Regions from separate parts of the Mus musculus genome. Here region 1 is linked to region 2. The links are chromatin contacts, found by Hi-C or POLR2A ChIA-PET in ENCODE. All regions are on one chromosome and are shown on one strand. The core of a region is the stretch at or near the end of the contact, and the rest is flanking DNA. Distances in the headings are between cores, read along the strand shown.

Region 1 (4,784 bases), core at 54-2,553, 250 kb after region 2:
ATTAGAGTGGAAGGGGGATTTTAGGCTTCCCTGTGGGTGATGTGTGTCTTAGGGTTGTCTGTAAAGATCGGTCCTTGTTGCAGCCAAAGAAGAGACTTGCCCCTGGGATGGGAAGATGTTGCTAGGGTTCTAGAGCGTAGAGATATTTCCTGAAATGGAGCTGGAGATGAGGGTTCTGACAGCCACCGTGTGTGTAGGGTGTTCTGGCCAGCAGTGGGTTGAGTGGGTTGGGAGTATGAAGACGACCCAGTGAGAAAACATGCAGTGACCTGGTGTATGTGAGAGATTTGACCCTCTGTGTGTATATGTACGTGTGTATGTGTGCTATGTGTGAGTGAGTATGTGTATGTGTGTATGTGAGAATGTGTATGTCTGTGAGTGTATGTGTTATGAGTGTGCATTATGTGAGTGTGTGCTGTGTGAGTATGTGCTGCATGAGTATGTGTGAGTGTGTGCATCTGTGTGCATCTGTGTCTATGTGAGTGCGTGTGTATCTCTGTATGTGTATGTATGTGCTATGTGTGTGTATGTGTGTATGTGAGTGTGTGTATGTCTGTGAGTGTGTAAGAGGGTGTATGAGTGTGTGTGTGCTATGTGTGAATGTGTGTCTGTGTGAGTGCATGAATATGTCTGTGAGTGTGTGAGAGTGTGTATGAGTGTATGTGTGCTATGTGTGAATGTGTGTCTGTATGTATGTGTGTGTCTATGTGTGAGTGTGTGTGAGAGTGTGTATGAGTGTGTGTGTGTGCTATGTGTGTGTTTGTGTGTATATGAATTTGTGTGTGTGTGTGTGTCTGTGTGTTTAGAGGCTAGAGGCCCACATTGATTATCTCCCACAATTGCTTTCTAACATTTCTTTTTTGAGACAGGGTCTCTGTTTCTCTTTTTCAGGCACAAACTTGGGTGACTCTTGGCAGTAAGAATGAAAGTGCTGTCCAAAGTTCTCACAAGGCTGGGGCAGCCAAGGAGCCCCAGGGCTCTTTGCTCATTGTTGATTGGCTGGCTGGCAGCCTCCGGGAAGAGCAGTCCCATTTATGATTCTTTGGGCTTGATGAGCTATTTAGAGTTTGATGTAGAAACAGAAGATGGGGAGATAGGTGGCCCAGTCCCTGAGGCAGCTGACAACTGAGACCATGCAGGGAAGGCACAGGGTGTCAGACGACCAGATGGGAAGCTTGCCAGGCAGAGAAGAGGGAGTGACTAGGCTGTGTGGAATAATGAATGTGAAGAGAGAGGGGAGAACATGCTGGTCAGGGTACCTGTGTTGTGTGCAGACAGGCAGGCCTCAGAACCCAGTGTGTCAATGGACATGCTGCAGCATGGCATGATGGCCATGTCCCTGTCAGAAGTGAGAGCAGGGGTCCAGAGCCAGCTCTGAGGATACCACTTGCTAGGAGGTGAGTAGGCATGAGGTGGTGCCTGGAGCCCTTGGGAATACAGGTGTGGCCGAGACGGCCATGAGCGAGAGAAGTACCCTTGGTGGTGGCATGTGAGGGAGGGCTTCTGGGGAGGAGAGAGTGGCTGGTACTGTACTATATACATGTGCAGCATTGGGTAAAAACAAATTGATAATAATAGCAATAACAACAATAATAATATTACTGTTCTCCCTCTGCTCCTAATGGGAGCTCAATGTAGAACAGATGCCTGAGGCTCTAGCGGTACCCTCACCGGCCAGCAGGCGGTCCTGTGGGCAGGGTCCTGGGCTTTCTGTTTTTGGTCCTTCAGTCTGCTTACTTTTCCTACACATGGGGGTCTGCGCATGCCTGCCTCTTTCAGAGACACCAGGCAGTTGTTCTCTTCTAGCTGCAGCATGAGGCTGTGTTTTGTTGTAGGCACATTCATCTCACAGGGCTATTTTTAGTAACTAGTGGTTTAATTAGAAACAACCCAAGAAAGGGAAGGCATGCAGATAAGGAGGACATGCCTACTTCTTGGGCTGAGGGACAATGCTACTGTCTTTAGACTGTGTCAGACAGCTCCTGCTACAGAGCAAGCCACCCCAGATATAAGAGCTTATAAGGTCTGTGGGAAGGAAGTGTGGACAGGACTCAGGTAGGGGTAAGTGAGTCTCTTGCTGGCTTTGCCTTGATTCTTGCATTTCAGGGTCACATGGAAATGTCACTCAAGTTGGTTAGGATCTCTAAATGGCCTTACCCTCTTGTCTGGTAGGAAGTGTAGGGTTTGGTCTGAGCTCATGTTGCTAGCAAGGTGAATCTCTGTTTCTTTACATAGTTGTTACTTTGAGAGTGCTGGCTAGTTGTTTTTTTTTTTTTTTTTTTTTTTTTTGTCAGCTTGACACAAGCTTGAGTCATTTTGGAAGAGGGAATTCAATTTTGAAACTACCCCCACTGAAATGGCCCGTGGTGCATCTTGACTGATGATTGACGTGGAAGGGCTCAGCTCACTGTGGGTGACATCACCTTGTGCAGGTGATCCTGGGCATAGGCCTAGCAAGCATGGGGAGCAAGCCCGTAAGCAGCACCCCTCCATGGCTTCTGCATCAGCTTCTCTCTCCAGGCTTATGCCATGTTTGGGTTCATTCCCTGGCTTCCCTCAGTGATGGACTATGAGGTGGACGTGAAAGCTGAAACAGACCCTTTCCTTCCCAAGTTGTTTATGGTCATGGTGCTTTATATCAACAATAGGAAGGCTAATAGGCCCCTCGAGCCCTAGGCTCTGAAGCTGCAAATATAACTTTTACTACATTCTGCTAGTCAGAGCAAGTCACAAGTTTAACCCAAATTCAGGGGGCAGACCCTGCCTCTCAGTGGGAGGCATGACACAGTTATTTTTGTCAAGGGGCGTGTACATAAGGTATGAGAGATTATTGTGAATTTAACAGGAAGTTTACCATCTTGAGCCTGGCCTGCAAAAACAAACACTACAATTTGTTTCTCTGCACTATTTTAACCTCTCTGGAAGCTAGGCAGGGAATACTGCCTCATAGCTTTATGGCATCTGAAGAAGAAACTGAGGCTGAGGACAGAGGCAGTGACCTCAGATCTGCTTCCGTTGCTGCTTTGTCTGGGGATGAGAGGGCAGGATGAATTTCGAGGCCACTTATGTCTTGGATCCAGGAGTGCTCCTTAGCCCTCCTTGATAGAATCTCAGGGTCAGCCCCACGGGGTGAAAGGACCACCTAGAGATTGGGGTTCTATTCCTCCATCCTGGGAAAATGTTCTACATTGGAGCGGCCCTCTCTTCTGTCCTAGAAGTGTTGGATGTGGGCATCTTGTATTTGGGAGGAAGGCTCGGACTCGAGAGCCATGGGCTGGTAAGGTGCTAGAATAGATGGGATGGAATATCCTCAGTATGTCTCTTGGGTGGGAGGGAGTTGAGGGTCTGCTGTGTAGTATTGTCTTAGAAGAAGGTAAGACTAGGAAAGGAGAGGCTTCTAACTGATGTCACGAGGTGACACTGTGGCACAAGAGTCACTCTGGCCAGTGCTTCTCCCTGATTGTCATTTCATCTGCTGTCAGGTGTTCCTCTGTGGGCTTTGGCTGTTCCTCAGAGAGAGCTGCCAACCCCTTCCTGCCCTGTTGAGTCTGTATGGATGGGTTCCTCTTAGAGAAGAAAGGGAGGCAGTCCTGTCCTTCTCTAAAGAAACCTCTGCCCCTCTAAGGGTCTCTTGTCACTACCAGGAGACACCACCTTTGAGCTGGGAGCCACCTGGATCCATGGATCCCACGGGAATCCTATCTATCAACTAGCAGAAGCCAATGGCCTTTTGGAAGAGACAACAGATGGGGAGCGCAGTGTGGGCCGCATCAGCCTTTACTCCAAGAATGGCGTGGCCTGCTACCTTACCAACCGTGGCTGCCGCATCCCCAAGGACGTGGTTGAGGAATTCAGCGATTTATACAACGAGGTAAGGGGGCCGTCAGGACAGTGTGGGGACTCGTGGATGTTCTGAGTGAGCATCGGGACAGTGTGGGAATGCATGGATGTGCTGAGCATCAGGACGGTGTGAGGACTCGTGGACGTGCTGAGTGAGCATCAGGACAGTGTGGGGATTCATGGACGTCCTGAGCTAGGCAAAACACTGATTTCCTCAGAAAGTCCATGAATGTCATTTGCTAGACTCTACTAAGTGTTTGGGTTGTGGTAATTGTTGCCACTATGTTTTTGTTTTTATAGATACTGAAACATTTTCTAGTTGTTCCTAGTTTACAGCAATAGAGTCTCAAATCCCTGGTGGTTATTTTAGATAATTTGTTAATTTAGTTAATTCGTTTAGCTAATTCATTTACTTATTTCGTTAATAACATATCTATTGGCATTCTAATAATATTTTTGGAATTACACGTAACCAGCATCATTCAGGAGACCCTTTTGTACTGATGGGGATGTTTCAGATCTGAACCGTTTAGTATGGTAACTCCTAGCTACTCAGAGTTTTTGAGTAGTTGAACTGTAGCTAGTGAAACTATGCAGGAACTGATATTAAATTCCGAATGGCTACAGGTATGTAGTGGTTACTATAGTGAGAGTCCAGCCGCAGAGTACTGATTATTCGTATTACATTGGTTAGTATTGCAAATCTATTTTAGATAGAAGTAGCAATTCTGTGCATCATTGAAGTATCCAAGCCTCAAAAAAAAAAAAAACAAACCATCAGCGTTCTTAGTATCTCTCAGTAGCACTGTAAATTGCACTGAAGAGCTGAGTAAAAAAACAGCAGGTCTCACTGTTGTGACGACCCCACTCCCGGTCAGTAAATGGACTGCTAAGCACTCATTGTACACTCGCCAGTCTCCTGCTTCGTGGCGCTCCCTGGTCTG
Region 2 (4,848 bases), core at 2,101-4,600:
ATCTTTAAGCACAAGTTTATTACTACAATGCTAATATTCAATTTCTTTTTCAAATGTTAACACAGACTTGCTCAAATCACAAATTAACACCTTGATGAAATATTACATAGAGAACACATGTAATCACTCAAATCAAGAAACACTACTAGTTTCTGGGGCTCTGAGACAGCCCACTGGGCAAAGTACTTGAAAACCTGACAACCTGAGTTTAATTCCTGGGACATAAGAGATGGAAAGAAGTAACTCGGAAGGATGATTATCTTCTGATCTCCACTCGGGCCCAGACCCAGGCCGGGGCCCCAGAAGAAAGCTCCCTGTCTCCTAGATCTCTTTCCCTTCCTCCCCTTTCCCCAAAGTAGCATCACCTTTGCTTCTTACATTTGACATTAATATTGGGGGGAAAAAAAAAGGTTTAGAAACTGGGACGTATGTAGCCCAGGCTGGCCTCAGACTACATAGGAAGACAGCCTGACTTGGTCTCCTGATCCTCCTCCCTCACCTCCCAAGTGCTAGGATTCCAGGTATGTACCACTAAGCCCAGCCCTTTAGTTCAGCTTTGTAATTGCAGTGCTAAAGATTGAACTCGGGGCCTCGGGAATATTAGGCAAGTACCGCTAAGCTAGACCCCAGCCTCTGAACTTAATACAGAATCTTATGTTATCGTTATCTCTTTTGCTTTTTTTTTTTTTTTTTTTTTGAAACAGGTTCTCACTATATGGCCCAGGCTGGCCTCAAACTCACAGAGATCGGCCTGTCTCTCTGTCTGCATAGTTCTGGAGTTGATTGGAGGTATGTGCTAACACTTTGCATTTCTGATTTGATTATAAATGTCCCACTTGTGATTAAATTTGATACCATAGAGTGTCAGCAAGTTCACAATATGAAGGGTGTGAAGGGTGAGAATTATATTTAAGAAACAAATCTGGGCATGGTTTGAAAAAGCTGGGGGTGGGTTTTCAGAAATCTATTGATAATTCAATCTGTGCTGTCCCTTTTCTTCTCGGGATAGGGTCTTCCTACATAGCCCAAGGTAGCTTTTAACCTGGGAACCTTCTGAGTGCTGCAGGTACAGGCATGGACCACCATGCTTGGCTCCAGTCTCTGCCTTCTTTTGATTATGCAGGCAGAGAATAGTATAACTTCCCTGCCTATTCTCTTTTTGCCATGATGGAGTCTGAATCTAAGACTTCCCCTATTTGAAGGACTCTCTACTGGAGCTATATCCTCCTCTCCCTGTTCTCTGTCATTTTTTAATTTATCTGCTTTTAGGTAAGTCGCCTCATCATCTAAATGTCTTTAAGCCTTGATCTCCATACTTTACAAATAAAGCTGGTTGGATTGGTTAAGGTTCTGTAATTAGTTGAAATCCCATATTCATTCACTCCTCCGATTCTTCCTTGGCTTGATTCTTCCTTGGCTTCGATTTTGGCTGAGGCTGCAGGAGCAGGAACAGGAGCGGGAGTGGGAGCGGGAGCAGGGAGTGGTGGCTGTCATTACAGGGGCAGCAGCCACAAATGTAGATGGATTAGCTAAGAGGGCCTCGTTCTTATCAACAAGAAGGGAGGTGTGTTCAGTTGCCAGGCATGGTGGCAAAAGTCAGCTAACCAGTCTGCAGATAACACCAGGAGCAAGAACACAGTTTCCTCTGATAGCAAGCACTTCAGGCTTGTAGATCCAATGCACTCCGGCTGGATGCCCAGCCCTAGGAGGTGGGGGGCGGGGGGGGGATGCTAAGTTCAGCAGTAGGGCTTTGATGGCTCTCACTTTGTCTCATCTATCTTGTCTTTATTGTTTACACATAATTCAGAATTCCAATGATGTCTGAAGATTTTAGCTTAAAGCCTAAAAGGAGCTTTCCTCAGGCTCTAGCCCAGTGATTTGGGTCGGTATAATGGCTACACACGGGACAGAGACAGCATGAGAGGCTGGCAGCATGCATTCTTACTTCAGCATGTGGCTGCCTGGTACTCTAGGGGGACCAGAAGAGAGAGTGGAATGGCCAGAAGTTACAGAGGGTTGTGAGCCATGTGGAAGCTGGGAATTGATTCCTGGTCTTCTGAAGAGCAGTCCTACTCTGTTATGGGCATTCCTGATTTTTGTTAGATCCAGTGTGTGTGTGTGTGTGTGTGTGTGTGTGTGTGTGTGTGTTCCTGCGGAAGCTGGAATTTCAAGTTAGGAAATAAGGTTTCCAGAGTTAATTCTACACTGTGGGGTACTAGTTTGGAGCAAGTATGGGAGTGTTTTTCAGCATTCACAAGAGAAGCTCAGGCCGGAACTATTAGTGAGGGAGTAAGTTAGAAGGTAAGAGGGCTGTTATTCAAGGGACATTATCTCCTCCCAAGAAAGGTACTTAGGAAATTGTGAGAAAGCCTCAGTCACTTAAAATTGAGGGACTGAGGGAATGCTTCAGGGGTATATCTGGGTGGGATATCAAGGGTTAGGGCACTTGGGAAGGGCAAACGATTTAAAAAAAAAATCCATCTTCTGTAAAAACCCAGGGGTCTGGAGCTATGGTTCAGTGATTAAGAGCATTTGCTGTTCTTGCAGAGGTCTGGGTTAGATTCCTGGGATCCATATGGGGAAATCCCTCGATTTCTTCTGCCCTCAGCGACCATCAGGCACACACCAGGGTCACAGACATACATGCATGAAAAATGCTCAAACACATTAAAGAAAAACAAACAAACAAAAACCCCAACAACAACAACAACCCCAACCAACCTAACTTCCAAGCCTTCATACTGCCTTCTTCAGGAAGGGGAGTAGGTGAAGGATTTAGAATCCACCTCCTCCCGCCAGTTGTCATGGAGACAAACCTCAGTCTTTTCATTCCTTCTGGTACTGGGAATGAAGTCATAGCACAAAGGAAGAGACGGTGCTTGTACTTTGTGGACTGTAGTGTGGCTCCTACTGCAGCTATAGAACCAGACCCGGGGACAAAGGCTAAGGTTAGTCGCAGCTCAGAGTCCTTCCTTCTGTTAACACTTCTCAGTAGCTTCGGGGGCTCTATTGGGCGGGAGGAAGGAGTGATTCGTGAACAGAGAAGAGATAGTAGACTCCCTGGAGTTCTAGGGAATAGGGGAGCAGCTTGGCCACCGCTCTCGCGGATGCACAAGAGAGGGCGCCCCTCACTCAAATCCTTTGGGCCCCTCCACGATCGCTCCCAGCCTGCGCTGACCCCGCCTTCATCCGTCCAGAGTGCCTGTCGTTGGATGGTGGCGCGGTCTCTTCGGCTGGAGTCTGGGAGCCTATTGGACAAGACCTCTGGAACCCGCCCCTAGCCAGCTCGGATTGGCTAGCTGCACGTTGGCGCAACGGAAAAGGCGGCAGCCGGCGTGCGCCTGCGCTCCAGCGGGCTGCGCGGAGGCGGCAAGGCGGCGCTGGGGGGCTGGCTCGGGCGGCAGCGGCGGCTGTTGCGGATGGGAGCGGGCCGGTTTGGCGCGCCTATGGAGCGCCAGGGCAGGGCTGCCGCCACCTCAGCCGCGGTCGGCGAGTCTGCGGACTCGGAAGCGCGGAGGCGGGACCCGCTGAGGCGCCGGGCGAGTAGCGCGGCGCCGTCGGGGTCCGGGGAGGCGGAGAGTGTGAGACGGGAGCGGCCCGGCTCTCTAGGCGGCTCCACCTCGGCCGGCCGCCCGCGCGCCGAAGGCCTCCGGAAGAGGCGGCCGCGTAAGTGCCCCGGCACGGCCGTCGTTGTTTGCGCGCCGGCGGTGCCCGCGCGAGGGCTCCCCGCCACTTCCTCCCTGTCCCCTGGGGTGTTCTTTTCCTGAGACTCCCTCTTTTTTTCTTGAGAAGGCTCCTCCTCTCCCAAGTCCCTTTGAATCATCCATCGCGCTCACAACTGAAGCCTTTTCTATGGTGATTAATTTGGAGGTTGCTAGAAAATGCCCCTGAGGCGCAGCAGGCCCAAAACTCGACTCTGGGCTCGATACGCTTCTAAGCTTTGCTCGGTTTTCTTCCCGAGAGAATTCAGGTCATCTCGCATCCAGAGGTTTTCCCCCGTTTCCCTTCCGTTAGTTCACGGGAATTCCGGTTTCAGCCATAGCATTCTGGGCAGTAAAGCCTTTTCTTTGGAAGGGAGTCGACCTGTTCCTCAGTTACTCTTAAGCCTAGGGAGTTACTCTTTTCAGAGAATCGGGTTCTCATTTTATTACCAATTTGTGTTTCTTGTCTTGTGTGTTTTCTCCCCTTTAAAGCCTTTAGGGCTGTTGTCTAGCATCCACGACTACTGCTGAAAGTGTCAATTGTCCTAATACTGTAATAGGAACTTTTCAGCATAGCTGTCTGTGTTTTACATGTGGTTAAGACCTGGATATCAGATTACGGTATGAGGAAGGTAAATGCTGAGTGCAGGCAGGCTATGAGAATTACGGGAAGTGGCTTGATGTGTGAGGTCTGTTGGATAGTCCGCGCCCAGCCCTACCTGCTCACCCCCACCCCAGTTGCTTTTATCGATGATTTGAGCGATTGGATGTAGCTCTGTTTTGCCATGGAAGGTTTGGAGGATGTATGTATGTATGTATGTTTAGTACTTTATATCACTATATGTATATATTTTTTTTTTCTTTTCTCGACTTGTAAGAGATTTTATAATACCAGCCACTTGGGAGGTGGAGGCAGAGGAATATGAAATTTAAGACCCTGTCCTAAAAGAAAAAAGGAAAACGGATTTTCAAAGAGTTCCTGTTGTAGAATCGTTTGCTTGATAAATAACTTCCTTATTACACTTATTTATCGTGTGTGTCTGTATTGGTGTAGGTCAGAGGACAACTTTGCCCAGTCCTGGGGATGGAGCTCAGGTTGTCAGACTTGAGGGCAGGTTTTGTTTTGTTTTGTTTTTTTTTTGTTTTT

The links. A loop is a pair of places that touch in the nucleus more often than their neighbours do. ChIA-PET counts read pairs that join two places held with the same protein, here RNA polymerase II (POLR2A).
Region 1: a map of heart shows a loop between it and region 2 (2.5-fold over the local background). The contact joins the enhancer-like site here to the promoter of Pank2 in region 2. A Hi-C loop is called at or near these places in 6 of 37 maps with a recorded cell type or tissue (Patski, gastrocnemius, heart and 2 more). POLR2A ChIA-PET finds 5 or more read pairs at or near these places in 1 of 5 experiments (embryonic stem cell).

What each region holds. Positions count from the first base shown.
Region 1 is chr2:131,512,573-131,517,356 of GRCm38, forward strand. It overlaps Smox (spermine oxidase), which reads left to right. Exons shown (of 7, transcript NM_145533.2): 3 at 3,645-3,871. Among named protein-coding and RNA genes, the nearest start is that of Gm30732, 11 kb to the right of the region's middle. Within about 2 kb of position 1,304, at least 1 of the 3 ENCODE cell types and tissues checked has a DNase peak (open chromatin) inside an H3K27ac peak, as active enhancers do; it is heart, where a contact is called at or near this core.
Region 2 is chr2:131,259,150-131,263,997 of GRCm38, forward strand. It overlaps Pank2 (pantothenate kinase 2), which reads left to right and starts at 3,351. Exons shown (of 7, transcript NM_153501.2): 1 at 3,351-3,666. The coding sequence starts at 3,420.